Regions from separate parts of the Homo sapiens genome. Here region 2 is linked to region 1. The links are chromatin contacts, found by Hi-C or POLR2A ChIA-PET in ENCODE. All regions are on one chromosome and are shown on one strand. The core of a region is the stretch at or near the end of the contact, and the rest is flanking DNA. Distances in the headings are between cores, read along the strand shown.

Evidence for each region. Hi-C counts contacts between places; a loop is a spot of excess contacts on that map. ChIA-PET counts read pairs that join two places held with the same protein, here RNA polymerase II (POLR2A). Pooled maps may share reads with other maps.
Region 2: a map of IMR-90 shows a loop between it and region 1 (5-fold over the local background). The contact joins the enhancer-like site here to the promoter of COL18A1-AS1 in region 1. A Hi-C loop is called at or near these places in 37 of 168 maps with a recorded cell type or tissue (Caco-2, IMR-90, K562 and 17 more) and 24 of 50 pooled maps. POLR2A ChIA-PET finds 5 or more read pairs at or near these places in 3 of 52 experiments (A673, HepG2 and K562).

Annotation. Positions count from the first base shown.
Region 1 is chr21:45,423,161-45,426,597 of GRCh38, forward strand. It overlaps COL18A1-AS1 (COL18A1 antisense RNA 1), which reads right to left and starts at 1,910. Exons shown (of 3, transcript NR_027498.1): 1 at 1,724-1,910. The region is part of intron 2 of COL18A1 (collagen type XVIII alpha 1 chain); the gene reads left to right. RefSeq lists enhancers at 933-1,530, 1,531-2,129 and a silencer at 1,588-1,797.
Region 2 is chr21:45,385,216-45,388,652 of GRCh38, forward strand. No RefSeq gene overlaps it. Among named protein-coding and RNA genes, the nearest start is that of COL18A1, 18 kb to the right of the region's middle. RefSeq lists an enhancer at 3,195-3,437. Within about 2 kb of position 1,936, at least 13 of the 41 ENCODE cell types and tissues checked have a DNase peak (open chromatin) inside an H3K27ac peak, as active enhancers do; they include PC-3, adrenal gland, ovary and 1 more, where a contact is called at or near this core.

The DNA.
Region 1 (3,437 bases), core at 660-3,159:
GGGCAAATCAAGCTTGGAAATGGTGTCCTGGAGCTTAAGGGAGTTGGAAACCATGGCTTATGTTCCATGGTGACATGGTTCTTGAGGGTTAGCTGGTCCAGTTCCCGCGTGTTGGCCGGTCTGGTCCCTGAGTGTTGGCTGGTCCACTTCCTGAGCGTTGGCCAGCTGCCCTTGCTGTGCTGGGGTACATTCCCCGAGCTTCCACAGTTTCCCTTTCCTTGCTGCTGTATTCAGTGATTTGCAGAGAGAAAGGCGTGGAGCTCCACAAGCACCTCGGACGGCAGCAGGACCCTCCCAAAGCTGTGTCCACACACAGCTGGGCGCCCGCCCCCCGCCCCCCGCCCCCCGGAGGGCCCGGCTCCAAGGGTCATATGAGTGGATCTGGAGGTCGGCCTCTCTTGAATCCCAGCCTCCTCGGGGTCAGCCCAGGTTGTCCCCACCCCCACCTGAGTTACTGCGGAACCAAGGGGCTCATGGCCATTGAGTGACTCCAGTTAATGCTGAATTAGGTACCTCAGGCTTGAGTCAAATATTAACAGAGGAGGCCGGCCAGAGCTCCCCAGTGTTTGGAGGATAGCTTGGTTTTCTCCCTGAGTGCATTGCCCATACCGGGTGGAGGCAGTTCCGTCCTGCAGACTCCGTGGTTCTGAGTTGGAGCCCTTACTGGCCAGTTTAAGACCCTCTTGGAGCAGGGTTCTGCAGTGTCCTGGGGGCAGAGGCCTGACGCACTCAGCTGCTCGCCCAGGGCCCTCCTGTTGGGCATTTGGATTTGGAATCTGAGGCTGTAGGAGCAGCTGCCTCCCAGTGAATTCTGATGCACAGACAGGGGCCTGTCCTGCCAGCAGGTCCTGCAGACGGAGCCGGGCCAGGGTGCTGGGCAGTGCTGCGGGGCCCTGGTGGAAACAGTCCCTGCAGAGGGTCCCGGGCACTGGTGCTGGGGGGAGGGTAGGGCTTAAGGAGGCCTCATGTCGGGACCCTGGCAGGCCACCCCACCTCCCGCAGTGCCCGGTCCGCCATCCACAGTGACACAGGGACACCTTCTCAGGTGGAGGAGGTGGCAGTCACGGCAATTCAGGAGCAAACCCAGGCTTCCTGTGCCTCTGTGGTGGGCCCTGGTGGTGTTGGCAGGCCCAGGGCACAGGCAGGCTCAGGGCTCTGCTGGGGAGCAGTGGGAGGCCCTCTCTGCAGGGCGGAGAGCCAGGTGAGGAGGTGTGTGGCGCAGGTAAACACGCCTGGAGCGCAGCTCTGCTGTGGGTTAGCCGTGGGTCTCTGGGCGAGGGTTCCCGGGATACAGACACCTGCCCCAAGGTGCCCCACAGAGGATGACCCCCAGGGCAGCCGTGCCTGAGCCTGCGTGGTCACCTCCCACAGTGCCAAGGCGCTCCCCCAAGGCCCCTGCGGCCCACCTGACCAGTGGAGAACTCGCGAGCACTCGGCCAGTGGTGCCTCCAATTTGCAGCCTCCAATCCCTGGTCAGAGGTGTGACCTGACCCTGGACCAGAGCGCTGGGCCAGGTCCTGGTGGCTTCTGCCCTTCAGCTTGGAAGCTCCTGAAAACCGGCTCCCTTCCGGGGCAGCCCTTGGCCCCCACTGACCCTCCCTCAGTCCTAGGTGTGCAGTGGCGTGGGGACCCTGGGAGGCCCGTGGCGCAGCCCCTTCCCGCCTCCTGCCCGTCGGTTTCCATTGCTCAGGCACTGCCTCGCCCGCGCCTCTTTCTCCCAGACCTGAGCCACCGCTGCCAGGATCCTTCCCCAGCTGGTTTTCCTTCTCTTTGATGTGTTTCCACTGAGGGTCCAAACCGGTCCAGGCGCGGGTTCCAGAACTTTCTTCAGATCTCTCGCACCTGAAAATTTCCTCTGTAGCCATTCGCAGGAGGTTTCTCAGATGCCCCGGGCTCGGGGGCCAGTCAGTCTCATGAGGACGGGGTGGGTCTGACTTGTGGCATCGCGGCCTCTCCATCGGTGCTGCTGGGCCTGTGAGCCAATGGGTGGGCAGCACCACCCACCGCCTCCTTCCTCACACCAGTCTTGGGCTGCGCAGAGCCCCAGCCATGTGTGTGCTGAGTGCAGTGTGACCGCGTCCGCCCGTCTCCCCGGACACGCCTGTTGGAGCCCCGGCCGTGTGTGTGTGTGTGCTGTGAGTGCAGTGTGACCGCGTCCACCTGTCTCCCTGGACACGCCTGTCAGAGCCCCAGACTGGGCTCCCCTGGAGGACCCTGGTGCTGACACAGAGTCAGCGGGTCCCTGGGGTCCCTGCAACTGTCCCCCAAGAGGTGTGCATGGAGGTGGACCCCCTGCCTCACCCTCGGGTGGCCCAAGGCCTCTGAAAACCGTCACGGCAGGGGTCACAACCCCACTCACCCACACCCTCCTGCATGAACACTGCACAGCTACCTCCCGTGGGCTGCCCTGTGAGGTGTGGAGCTGGGCTGCAGACTTGCACAAGGTGGGGTCCTGTGTCTGGAGTCAGAGGGTCCCTCTCGTCGTCCAGCCTCCCCGGCTCCTCAGGGGGAGGTTCGGGGCCTTTGGTCTCTGGACTTGGGCAGCAGAAAGGAAACATCCCTGGGGGCCTGTGGTGACCCCCATCCTCCCCAGGGTGGTCTGGCAGGGGACACTGTTTTCCAAAGCAAAGCCAGAGCGCCAAGGGCTCTCGGGATTCACGAGATCCACATTTATCCCAAGTTAGAACAGCACATCTGTGCGTGCAAACTTCATTCTGACTTCGGCCGGCTGTCCTTCTTGCCCAAAGCACCGTGAGGCCTCATCCCTGCATCCCTGTTGCTTCTTTCATGTGGGATGAGAACCCAGGAAGGGGCTGAGTGTGACTCCTCTGGTTTTTAGAGAGCACTGCCCCCGCCCCGCCCCCTCCTGCTTCCCCACCTTTTCACAGTTGCCTGGCTGGGGCGTAAGTGAATTGACAGCATTTAGTTTGAGTGACTTTCGAGTTACTTTTTTTCTTTTTTTGAGACAGAGTCTCGCTCTGTCGCCCAGGGTGGACTGCAGTGGTGTAATCTTGGCTCACTGCAACCTCTACCTCCCGGGTTCAAGCGATTCTCACATCTCAGCCTCTGGAGTAGCTGGAATTACAGGCGCCCGCCACCACACCTGGCTAATTTTTGTGTTTTTAGTAGAGATGGGGTTTCACCATGTTGGCCAGGCTGGTCTCGAACTCCTGACCTCAGGTGATCCGCCTGCCTTGGCCTCCCAAAGTGCTGGGATTACAGGTGTGAGCCACCGAGCCTGGCCTGGAGTTATTTTGGGAGAGGGCAGCCCCTGGTTCAGCGTGGCGAGGCTGCGCTTGCTCTCCCGGGCGGGCGTCCACACCCTCCTCGCCGAGATGGAGAAGCCCAAACCCCTGCAGCGCTCCCCCATCACGTCCGGCCCTGGAAGCCCCCGGAAACCCTGCCACGCCCTGAGTGGGAGAGCGCAGGTCCCTTTC
Region 2 (3,437 bases), core at 686-3,185, 38 kb before region 1:
TTCTCTCCACTGCCAGAGCCAAGGAGGCGGCCGCAGGAGTCATTCTGGGGGTCAGAAGCTGACCTCTGCTCTATTCCCTCTATTCCTTCGGGGATTTTGTGACCATGGCCAAGTCATGGTGGCAGGACCTCAGCTCCCCTGTGTGCACCTGGGGTTGGCGTCATAGACCGTCTCCATGGCCTGCCAGCCCCAGTAGGTTTGTAACCGCATCTGAGGCCACTCGTGGCTTGATAAAGAAGAAAGAGACAGGCCGAGGGAGGGAGGTGGAGGTGAGGGTGGCGATGAGATGCGTTGGGGAGATGCAGAAGGAGCTAGAGAGGGAGGTAGTGAGGGGGAGTGGAGCAGGGCAGAAGCTGGGCAGATCCACCCAGCCCAGCACCCCTGCCCAAGGGAGTGCGGGAGCCTGGGTGGGGAAGAAGTGTGGGAGGAACAGGGGAGACCCTGACTTCATGCCGCTCGCAGGCAGGGCCCTCCCTGTTGGTGAGGGGGTGCTTTTAGGCAGGTGTTCCTGGTCGGGGGAGGCCAGTCTAGATCAGAAGAGCAGGCTTGACCCCTCCTTGGCCTTTAGCAGTGCCTTGAGGCCGAGTGAGGGTCCTAGGCTGGTGGACGTGGCTCTCGAGAGGCCTGTGGACTGATTCCACCACACGTGGCTGCCTCTCCGTGAGCCGCACGGGCAGCGTGCTAGGCCTGCGTGCCTCGCCGGAGGGAGGGCTGAGTCGCACTGGCTGGGACATGGGAAACACGCCACCCAGCCACGCCAACTCCGAGGCAGACGAATGCCACTTTCTGCATGATATTTCCCCCAGATGTCCGCATCTTTCCCCCAGATGTCATCAGTGCCTGCTTCCCTCCCTGTGGAGGGCTCTGAGGGCCGACCCCCAAAGTCCATCTTTCCCCCAGATGTCATCAGTGCCTGCTTCCCTCCTTGTGGAGGGCTCTGACGGCCGACCCCCAAAGTCCATCTTTCCCCCAGATGTCATCAGTGCCTGCTTCCCTCCCTGTGGAGGGCTCTGAGGGCCGACCCCCAAAGTCCATCTTTCCCCCAGATGTCATCAGTACCTGCTTCCCTCCTTGTGGAGGGCTCTGACGGCCGACCCCAGGGTGGGAGAGGGCCAGCCCCCCAGCAGCAGGAGCAGTTTAAACTGCGGGTAAGTGTGCTCCAGGGGCCCTGGTTCTGCAGAGCCACACGCCGAGGCTCCTGAGCTATGTGAGGAATCCAGGGTGCAGCTCACTGCGTGTCGCCCAACTGCCCTGGGAACCGGCACTGCAGGGTCAGGTGCATCCCTTTCCATGTGAGCTCCTGGCCAGCCCAGGCAGACAGGGGAGGCCACACAGCTTCCAGGCAGGCAGCGGCTGGGCCTGAGCTGGCCCATACCTGCCGGGCTCCTGTCCCACCGGCTGTGTCCGGCCAGCCAGGGCTGGGGACATACACACCTGAGCTGCTCTCAGGAGCACTTTTACTGGAACCTCGAGGAACCTCAACCTCCTTGTTTCTAGGTTGCAGCTCCATTACGTGCTCTGCAAGTGAAAGATGCTGAGGTGGACACTAACGTCGGGAGGGAAGCCTAAACATTGACGTCATCTGTGCAAAAAGTCAGGAGCATCCACAGGTCCACTCTGTCCCGGACACGTTCTCAAAGTCAGGAGCATCCACAGATCCACTCTGTCCCGGACACGCTCTCACGCTCTCTCCGGTTTGACTTTGCAATAACACAGCCCACGAGGGTCACCGTGACCTTGAAACAGTCCTGGCTACTTTAAAATTAGCTGCCCCTAGGAGCATGGAAGATGATTCATCCCGTGACAAATCTTGCCTTATGTCTCTTTTAAACACACACATCTGGGTATCAGGCAGCCTCACGGGGGCAGCTTGGTTGTGCTGGAACTCAGCCTCATTGACTCCGGTTTCATGTGCACAGAAACTGACTTTGAAACTTGCAGGAAGAGGCTGTCCTGGAAGAAGCTGCAGCCTGCAGAGACGGCCCTGGGCTTCCTGCATCGCTCCCTTCCTGCCACGGGGCTGTGCCAGGAGCTTCCATGCAGCTCTCACACACAAGGCAGGTCCCCAGCTGGCTCTCTGCAGAGCCTGACCTGAGGCACCCATTCGATGAGAGCAGGTTCTCTCAGTGTAGAACCCAGACCAGCAGAAGCCGCATCACAGGGACGCTTCAGAGACGCACTGCTCAGCCCAGAACTGCCAGGCCTGGCAGCCGGGGTGCGGGGACCCTGGGACCCTGATGTTGTGTGAGTTCAGGAAAAACAGCGTTGCCTTCCTGAATGCTGTTCCATTTACTTCTAGCTCCTACGTGTTTCTTCAAGTAAAACACAGTCGAGCCTCATTATTCATGGGCAAATTTGCCTACTTACTAGCATTTACCCTAACCCAGATTCAATACTCAGGGCACCTCCACGGTCATTGGTGGACGTCACAGCGTCACAGCAATGAGACGTGAGTTTCCTGACACGGTGTCTGGGCGGGGGCAGAACGAGCCATGCTTTGGTGTCTCGTTTGTGTGTGCGTGAGTGTGTGAATGTGGGAGTATGTGAGTGTGTGTTCATGTGTGTGTTCGTAAGCGTGTTCTCACCTCAACACTAACAACCCTGACTGGCATGTGATGGCAGCCTCATGGGGCTCCAAGCCCATGTGTATGGGCTCCCTGTCTGTGCTGGAAGGTTCTACAGCAAAAATCAGCCCCTGCTCACCAGAGGCAAACTGAGCATGAAAGGAAATGAAAGACGTGAACTTTAATGCCTCTCATGTGCCGGGAGAACGAGGTCACACAGCAAATCACGGCTCTTGGGAATCAGGATGTGTTTGAAAACTTCAGGGGCTCTGAGCCCTCATGAACCCAACCGATGGGCAAGCAGCCCAGGCCCAGGCTGGAGATGGGGATGGGGCTGGCCATGGTCCCTGCCAGGAGCTGGAAGCCACTCCCGCCCCTCCTGCTCTCTCCATGTCCACTGGACACTGTCCCTGGTCCTGGGAGAAGAGGGAAGGCCTCTCAGCCTCCACTGGAGGGACTGCTGGGCGAGCCTGATCTACACCACAGCACTCCCCACCACAGGAGCGACTTCACTGACCCCAAGGGGGACACTTCCCTTAAAAGGATCATCCCACACTGACCCTTGTCTTGGGAATCCCAAGTCGGAGGTCACGTCAGAGGCAGGAATCCAGGCTCAGGGACATCTGCCCTGTCCCCAGAGGTCTTTGTTGTCCGAAGCCCTGCATTCTCTGGCTCTAAGGAATTCTGAAGCTATTTTGGACACTGCAGCCCTTCCCAGGGTGGCCAGAAGAGGACAGGCAGGCTTGCTTGGGGTGGGAGGAAGCCGTGGTCCACACTGGAGCATAGAAACCAGCCCTGTAAGCCACCCTGCTGGCCTCACAGGTTGTAGGGAGCAAAGGCCGTGTTGAAGCCCAGGAGCCCCTCAGGAAGGAA